2 separate regions of the Homo sapiens genome follow, and region 2 is linked to region 1. Evidence: read pairs that join two places in POLR2A ChIA-PET (ENCODE). Cell type or tissue: PC-9. All regions are shown on one strand.

Evidence for each region. ChIA-PET counts read pairs that join two places held together with the same protein. Peaks named below come from ENCODE experiments on the same cell type or tissue, not always from the same donor. Only the 100,000 strongest peaks of a DNase experiment are listed, where the experiment ranks them.
Region 2: POLR2A ChIA-PET joins it to region 1 with 8 read pairs; 1 of 35 experiments calls an interaction of 5 or more read pairs at or near these places.

Annotation. Positions count from the first base shown.
Region 1 is chr6:37,054,624-37,058,623 of GRCh38, reverse strand. No RefSeq gene overlaps it. Among named protein-coding and RNA genes, the nearest start is that of FGD2, 51 kb to the right of the region's middle. RefSeq lists enhancers at 394-893, 894-1,395, 1,443-2,329. In PC-9, no CTCF peak of the experiment used is centred here; DNase peaks (open chromatin) are centred at 383, 1,713, 1,833 and 2,693; H3K4me3 peaks cover 1,220 bases; H3K27ac peaks cover 4,000 bases.
Region 2 is chr6:37,629,015-37,633,014 of GRCh38, reverse strand. It overlaps MDGA1 (MAM domain containing glycosylphosphatidylinositol anchor 1), which reads left to right. Exons shown (of 17, transcript NM_153487.4): 17 at 1-2,336. Among named protein-coding and RNA genes, the nearest start is that of MDGA1, 67 kb to the left of the region's middle. RefSeq lists an enhancer at 1,362-1,411. In PC-9, no CTCF peak of the experiment used is centred here; DNase peaks (open chromatin) are centred at 1,554 and 2,484; H3K27ac peaks cover 3,288 bases.

The DNA of each region.
Region 1 (4,000 bases):
TGAGGGACAGAGAGGTTGAGTAAATCTGTCCCAATCTTACCCAGCAAGTATGTAGTGGAGAGGAGAGCCGAACCCAGAGTTGGGCTCCAAAGCCTGTGCTCATAACCGCTGCACTATATTGTGCCTTAGGAAGTCGGATCTGTTCACCGGCAAGACAGGAGGAAGGACACAAAATAACAGAGGGAAAGCTGGACCCACCCTCCACTCCCTTCTCACTATCCCCAGGGCCAGTGGTCACCAGGTCCTGTTGATGTCTCTTCCAAAAACTCTCCCAGATCGTGCTCCTCTTCTTGCTCCCAGCAGCTGACTCGCTGGTTCTATCCTTCCTTGCATCTGCTTGGACTATTGCAATAGCCTCTAAGCTGTTGCCCATCTCCAGCCCCGCCCACTCCCCAACATAGACACTGGAGTCAGAGTCATCTTTCTAAAATGTGAGTCTGATCTTGTTACTCTGCTTGGAAGCATCTGAGGGATCCAAATCCTAGTGCGTGTTTGCTCGCACCTGTGGCAGCCTCTGTTCTAGGCAAACCCCAACATGGTCCAAGCCCTTGTGGAGGCCATGGTCTCACAGAGAAGCAAGACCCCACGGTGGGCAGTTATGATACGATGTGAAACATGCTTCAGTGGGGGGCGTGCTGGGCCCATGGGAGGAGCCCTTGCTCTGGGACCTAAGGGACCACTTCGTAATATCTAAGCCAAGACCGCCAGGATGCATGGGAATTTACCAGGCAAAGGACAGTGAGGATTTCCAGGCAGAAGGAAGAGCAGTGCAAAGACCCAGACTAAAGAGAGATGTTGGAGCATGGACTGTCAGCTGGGGCACAATCCCAGCTGAGGCTGGAAGGACAGTTGCGTGAGGCTGGCTCCTACAGAACGGGCCTCACCTTTCTCTTTCAGCTTAGCTCCTTTCTGCTCCTCTTCCCACCAAATCCCCCTGCAGCAAGTACTTGTGTCCTGAACAGTCTTCCTCCTCTTCACATGTGCTCCACGGGCACCTCACCCCTGCCCAGCAAACTTATCCACCCAGACCCTGCTAGAAGGTAGCCTCCCAGTGAAAACACCCCTGACCCTTGAGTTATCTCTGCAAGCTCCAAGCCGGGCGGAAGAAGACTGAGGCGCTGGTCTCAGGTTCAACTGGGGGATTTGGGAGCATTTTGACAGAAATCAACTGAGAAAAAGCCAAAGTTCCTACAAAGGCCTATAAGACCCCACAAGTCTGCACCACCTCCACCTCTCTGACCCCGTCTTCCGCTATCTGCCCTGTTGCCAGCTTGCTTCAGCTACGTGTCTCCTGGCTATTCCTGAAACCACCCTGACTCCCACTCCCACCCCAGGGCCTTTGCACTCGCTGTTTCCTGGTATAGTTTATTTCTCCCTTATTTGCACAGCTCCCTTCTTTACCTCCACCTTCATCAGATTTTGCTCAAATACCACATTCTCAGAAAGGCCCACCCTGAACACCCTATTTAAAGGCATGGCCCCCATCTCACACTCTTCCTGCCTTTATTTTTCTCCACAGCACTCACCATCTTCTGCAGCTTATGTGATTCACTTATTTATTTGTTTACTGTCTGACTTTTCCCACAAGAATGTGAGTTCCAAGAGGGCAGGGATTTGGGTCTGCCTGGTTCACTCTGTAGCCCCAGCACCTCGCCCAGTGTCTGGCATACAGTAGGTGCTCAGTAAATATTTGTTAGTCAAATGAATGAATTGTGAGCTCTGACTGTGTGCCTGGTACACTCTGCCCTGGACACCATGGAGGACGGGGAGCTGAGGGAACGAGGTCTCTGCCCCTCAGAGGGTGCCTGCTGAGCTGGTTCCAGCGGGCAGTGGGACAGGTCCCTGACAGCCAGGTGAGTCCAGGTGAATCACCACTAATGAGATGGGGAGGGCCACGCCAAGCGGCTTCCCACACAGGCAGCCGACAGGTCACTGCCTGTCGCCAGGAAACTCCTCAATAAGGATTGAACAGGACCCTGGGCTGGGGCGGAGGAAGTGCCCGCCTCTCCTGGAGACCCCACCCATTCCTGAGGACTGAGTCGGCTCACCTGGGCTCCCCCACCCCCTAGGCCTTGGCAAGATGCTGGTTTCTCAACCTGGCCGAGATTTCCTTCCTAAAAGGAGTTTCGCTCGCTCAGCCCCACGCCCATCCCGGGCAGGACCTGTTTGTCAGCCAGCCCTGTCTGGGTCCCTGAGACTGCAGAGGGAGGACAGCTGAATCTGGAAAACCCTGGGACCTCCCCCGCCCCAGCAGCCCATAGGAGGGTCGGTAGACCAGAGCTTATTCAGGGTATGGACAGACCAATGGGGCTCATTAAACCCAACAAGACAGCGTGGGGTGGCCTCCGTGACCACATTCCACTCACCCCGCCGGAGCCTGGGGCCCACTAGAGTGCCCTGAGCCCAGGCCAAATGACCATCCCAGGGCAGGGCATGGCTGTCTCATCTGCACAATGGGGCAAAGCCTCCTGCCCTGTGGGTGGCTGAGGGCCGGGATGAGATCATGGGTACGCAGAGTAAGGAATGCAGGTGGGCAGCCAGGCCTCCACCCCGCAGCTCAGAAGATGTGGCCGATGTGGCCCATGTCTGGGGAGGAAGCTGTCCAGCCCTTGGCCTACAGTGAACTTGGCCAGTCCAGCACCACCCCCCTCCCTTCCTCTCGGCGGGGGGGCCGGGGGGCACTTGAGGCCCCACCTGGCCCTCCTGCCCCAGAACCCAAATAGCCCCTTGCTGAATTGCCTCACCCCAGCCATCTATGCAGGCCTAAAGTCGCCACCTGTAGTTACTCACATCATACTCATACATCCATAGCTTTCAACAAATGTACTTGGCCAGTCATCAGATGTCCCAGGAGCACTCCTAGCTGCCAGGCACAGGGTAAGACCAACGGACGCAAAGATGGTGGGGCAGGGCCCCATCTCAAGGGGTGCACAGTTTGGGGAGGGTAGTCATAAAAATATAGCTTCCATAAAAGCACCAGCAGGGCCCTGACACACACACACACACACACACACACACACACACACACACACACACACACACAATCTATGAGGCGCTGGAGGGGCTCCTCGGGGGCTCAGAGAAAGGATTGGTTGGCCTGGCAAGGTGAGGTGTCAGGTGGAGCCTCATGGGAGAGCTGCAGCTTGAGCAGGGCTGTCCCTGTGCCTTGCTTTGTCTTTGTCATGTAATCCTCACAACAGCCCTGTGAGGCCAACAGCACAGGGGTCACCATGCCCATGTTATGGGTGAAAAACTAAGGTTCAAAGAGGTGAAGTGACTTGCCCAAGGCCTAATGATGGTGAGTGGCAGGGGTTTATCTGGAATTCCAGTTTCCTGACCCCCATGCAGTGGTCTCTCCTGCCCTGCTGTGAGTTCCTTCCTGTCTTCATGTGTCCATTTGTACAGCGAATCCAACCTGGCTACTTACTAAATGCCAGGCAGTATCTGCGAGCTGGGGACCTTAGAGACAGTAAGGTATCACCCAGGCAGGGGAAGCCACACGCACATACCCAGACAGTGCAATCTCCCATTCAAGTCAACATTCAGCAGATGTACAGTGGAACACCAACTGGGAGCCAGGCGGCACACAGGTGCCAGGGTTGCAGCAGTGAACGAGACAGACAGAGTGCAGTCCTGTGGAGGCTTTCTACTACTAGAGAGGGCAGAGAATAATCGCAGAGTAAGGGAGCACGACGCAGGGTGAGGGAAGAGAGAGGGGCCAGGGCGCTTCTTCAGATGGGCTGATCAGGGAGGGCCTTCCCAAAGCAGATCCTGTTTGCTTATGATTGTTTTGAGATGACAGTTGAGGAGAGGAGCCCTGTGGGTACCTGAGGAAATATGCCAGGCAGGAGTAACGGCAAGTGCAAAGGCCCTGAGGCAGGAATGCACTTGGAGGTGTTCTGAGGAGCATCAGGGAGCTGAGAGGGTGCAGGGGAGTGGCAGGATGTTAGGTGAGGGAGGTGATGGGAGTGCGGGAGGCACAGGTCCTAAAGGCTTTGCG
Region 2 (4,000 bases), 570 kb before region 1:
CCCTCCTAGGATAGGACTGCCCTCCTTCCTGGCCCCCTCCCGCCATCCTCCCAGCCACCCACATAATCACCATCTCAGCCCAACTCTGGTGGCCCTCTAGGTCTCCATGCATTCTTCCTGCCCTAGAGTAGCCAGCTCACCAAGGCCTTTATCCCCAGCCCAGGAGAAGGGTCAGGGAGGGAAGGGGCTGCACCAGCCCTGAGACCTCAAAGACTTGGGAGAAAAGCCAAAACTCCTCATGCCCAGGCCCACATGTCTGACCACCCCAGCCCACCCCGCCACCAAGGTAAAAGCACAACAGGAGACCCCCTTATTAATGGGTGAAATGATTGGGGTTGTTTTTTTAGTCACACAGCCCCATCCTCACCCCTTTGCCTTGCTGTCTGTCTCCACCCCAGCCTCTGTTCCCCATTTGCCTCTCTTTCACCTCCAAGCCCCCAAATGTAACCTCTAGTTGCGGACGCGGTTGTTCTATCAATAAAGCTGCAGTGTTCTAGCGCTCAGCGTCAGCCGTGTGTGTTGGCAGGGCAGAGTGGGCCAGGGTCGGGGCCGGGGCACTGGAGGGCTCCTCTCAGCTCCCTGGGGGCAGCCTTTCTTCTCTTTGGCACCTGTCGACAGGGATCCTGCTCTGTGGCCTGGACAGTGAGGACCTGCATCCTGGTCTGCTCCCAGTGAACTTGTGTGCATTTGTTCATTCAGCAAATACCAACCAAACACTGCCTTTGTGGAAGCCCCTGTTTAATGGGAGAGATGGACAGTAAGCTAATAATGACACCAAGACATATATAATGATGTGTACAGTGAGGGCTGGGAAGGGAAATTGGTGCTATGAAAGAAGGTATGAAGAGGGTTCTTATTTGGGTTGGGGCTTCGGGGAAGACTTCTCTAAGAGACATTTAGGAGAGACAGAATGATTGGAGTTAGCCTGTTGGGATTGGGAGAGGCTTCTGAGCAGAGGGAACAGAATATGCAAAGGCCAACAGGGCCCAAAAACTTAGAAGGCTCAAGGAAGGGGAGTAAGGGCAAAGGAGGAGGACTAAAGTTGGTATGGTGGTTGAAATGCCATTTTCCCTTCTCGGCACCCAACCCTACCATCCCTCCTACACGCTTGGAGTCCCTTCCCTCTTAATCTCTATTCTGGCCCTACAGACCCCACCCTGCACCCTACTTGGGGCTGCCTCCCTTATTCACCACCAGCTAGCTGCATCCTTGCCCTAAGATCAAGTTATGCCAACCTTTCCCTTTACCCCAGACCTCTCAGAATTCTAGAATTTCAGAGCTAGGAGGTCCTTAAAGGTCACTTATTTCAAACATCTACTCATATATTGTAGGTGAGATGGGCTTGCCAAGGTCATGGGGATAGGCAGTGATGAGCATTTGCAAAGTGACCCCAAATCAAGGGTGTGGATGTCATGATATGGACTACATCATATCAGGCAAATGACAGGAAGTGTCTTTCAGGTTACTTGGTTACAATGATTCAGGTAGGTCGATTGGGCAGTTTCACTTCCATGTTCCAGATGGGGAAACTGAAGCTCAGATTACAAGACCAAGGGCTCCCTCTCCCTACCACCTAAGTTTTATTGGCTCTCATGTTGGGTAACTTCTTGCTGGCACACCTGGCCTTTCTTTTCTAATGGAAGAGGAAGGGTCTAAGGGACTCACCACTGCTGTAGGTTGGCTCCCTGAGCACAGGAAGAGAAATCCGCTCAAGCTCACTCAAGTACAGGTGCATTATTGTGAGGACAAACACAGTGAGGGGGATGGGCACTCAGAAATCCAAACAGGAGTTGCAACAGGGATGGTTTTCCTGAACCAGATGGGCATTTTGGATTCAAGGTAGCTCTAGGATCATCATCTACAGAAGTTTCTGGTGCTTCTGTATTCTTCTGGTGCTTCTGTATTCTACCTGTGGTAGAATAAAGATGGCTGCAAATCCCATGTTATCCTTCCTGTAGAGAGGCAGAGTCTAATTCCCTTCCTCTTGAATCTGGGTTGCTCTTAGTGCCTTGTTTGTGCAATAGAATGTGACATGCTGAGTTGAAGATGCCTTGGAGCTTCAGCTCAGGCCTCTTGGAACGTTCTCTCTGGAAGCCCTGAACTGCCACCTAGGATGTCCTCTGAGTTGCTCTGAGACCGTCATGCTGGAGGGGCTCTGGCTGACCATCCCAGCTGAGTCCAGCCTTCCAGCCATCTCCACCAAAGCACCAGAAGATATGGGAGTGCAGCTGCCTCAGACCTTCCAGACCAGCCTAACTGCCACCTGAATTGCTCGGCCAAGCTCTGTCCAAATTCCTGACCCATCGTCATGGGATATAATAAAATAGTTGTTTTAAGCCCCTGCGGTTGGGAGTAGTTTTTGACAACAGCAATAGATGACCACCCTGGCATGACTCAGTCACTCCCCAGCATCTGCTGCTTTTTGTCCATGCAGTTCCTCTCCTGAGTCATGGTGTCTGCTTCCTCATAACTTCAGCTTTCCAGGCATCATGACCTCTCCAGCTCAACTCTCCTTCATGGCCTTCCGGTAGCAGCTGCCAGCATTCACTGACTCAGCCGCTCAGGATAATGGGCTGATTGGACAGGCCCCCATTTCAGGTCTAGCCACACATACATCATTGGGCAACCTGTGGGTTGGCTGCCCTTGAGTCAGATGCCACCCTGATCCAACCAGCTGGGCTGGAGGAAGGGGTCATGGACATGAAACAAGGCTACCTGGGGGCTGCCATTTCTAGGCAGTTTGTGGGTGGACCCACTTAGGAGGGGCAGGAGGCTGGCAGGCACCGAAAACACACCTCCTTGCATCTTCCCTCTTTCTCCCCTCCTCTAGTGACCATTCATTCCCAGGGGCACAGTAATGCAGTGTATGTACCATGAAAGTCCTCCAAGTGGCCCTGTCCAAGGGCAGGTCCCATTGCAAACTGTACAGGTAGGTCAGGTAACTTACAGCAACCGAGTCCTCTGTTATCAGGACTTTGACATATATATTGTTAAAGAACATAGCCAATTTACTTAGCTTATTTTTATTTATTTTTTAAGACAAGGTCTCACTCTGTCACCCAGGCTGGATTGCAATGACACAATCTTGGCTCACTGAAACCCCCACCTCCCAGGTTCAAGTGATTCTCATGCCTCAGCCTCCCAAGTAGCTGGGATTATAGTCATGTGCCACCATACCCAGCTAATTTCTGTATTTTTAGTAGAGGTGGGTCTTCACCATGTTGGCCAGGCTGGTCTCAAACTCCTGGCCTCAAGTGATCCACCCGCCTCAGCCTCCCAAAGTGTTGCAATTACAGGCGTGGGCCACCGCACCCAGCCAGGACTCTAATATTTTTATTTTCATATCACAGATGAGCAAAGTGAGGCTCAGAAAGGTGATGTGGTTACCCTAGCTCAGAAAATTCAGGAGAGGAAGAACCCAGAGGGAGATCTAGGTTTTTGACTTCTGGTGCGATGTGCGTTCACATCAGCCAGAGTCCCTCCTCTTCTTCCTCTCCTTGGAGATCACTCTGCTTTTCCCACCAGCTCTTCCCCAGGGGCTGGGAGAAGCAAGGCCTTTCCCTGTGAGGCTCGGGCTCCAGTCCTCTGCTTCAGATGGAGACCGTCCCTGTTCCTGCTTTTCTATTTCTAGCTTTTTGCATGTCCTTTATTGAAAGCTACTGTAACACCTTTTCAGAAAAGGGTTGGGTATAAATAAACACAAGAAAAAAGTCGAAACTCTCCTCCTTGAAGTCACCCCAAACCTGGGTGGAGGCATCCTTCCATACTGCTTCTTGAACCCCCGCTCCCAAATTCATCTTTCCTGGCCGTGCGTGCCCAGCGTGTTTCCTGTTCTGAGGTCCACTTGGCAGGGCCCCCGAATGCAAATCCCACCACCACATCCATCGCCCTGTCTTGTTAGCTGTTTGGCCTTCTCTAAAGATGTTTTGAATTGCCCATTTTTCTCAGGTCCCCTGGGGCCAGCCACAGTTCAGCAGAGTAGACTCAGCACCCTGTGAGT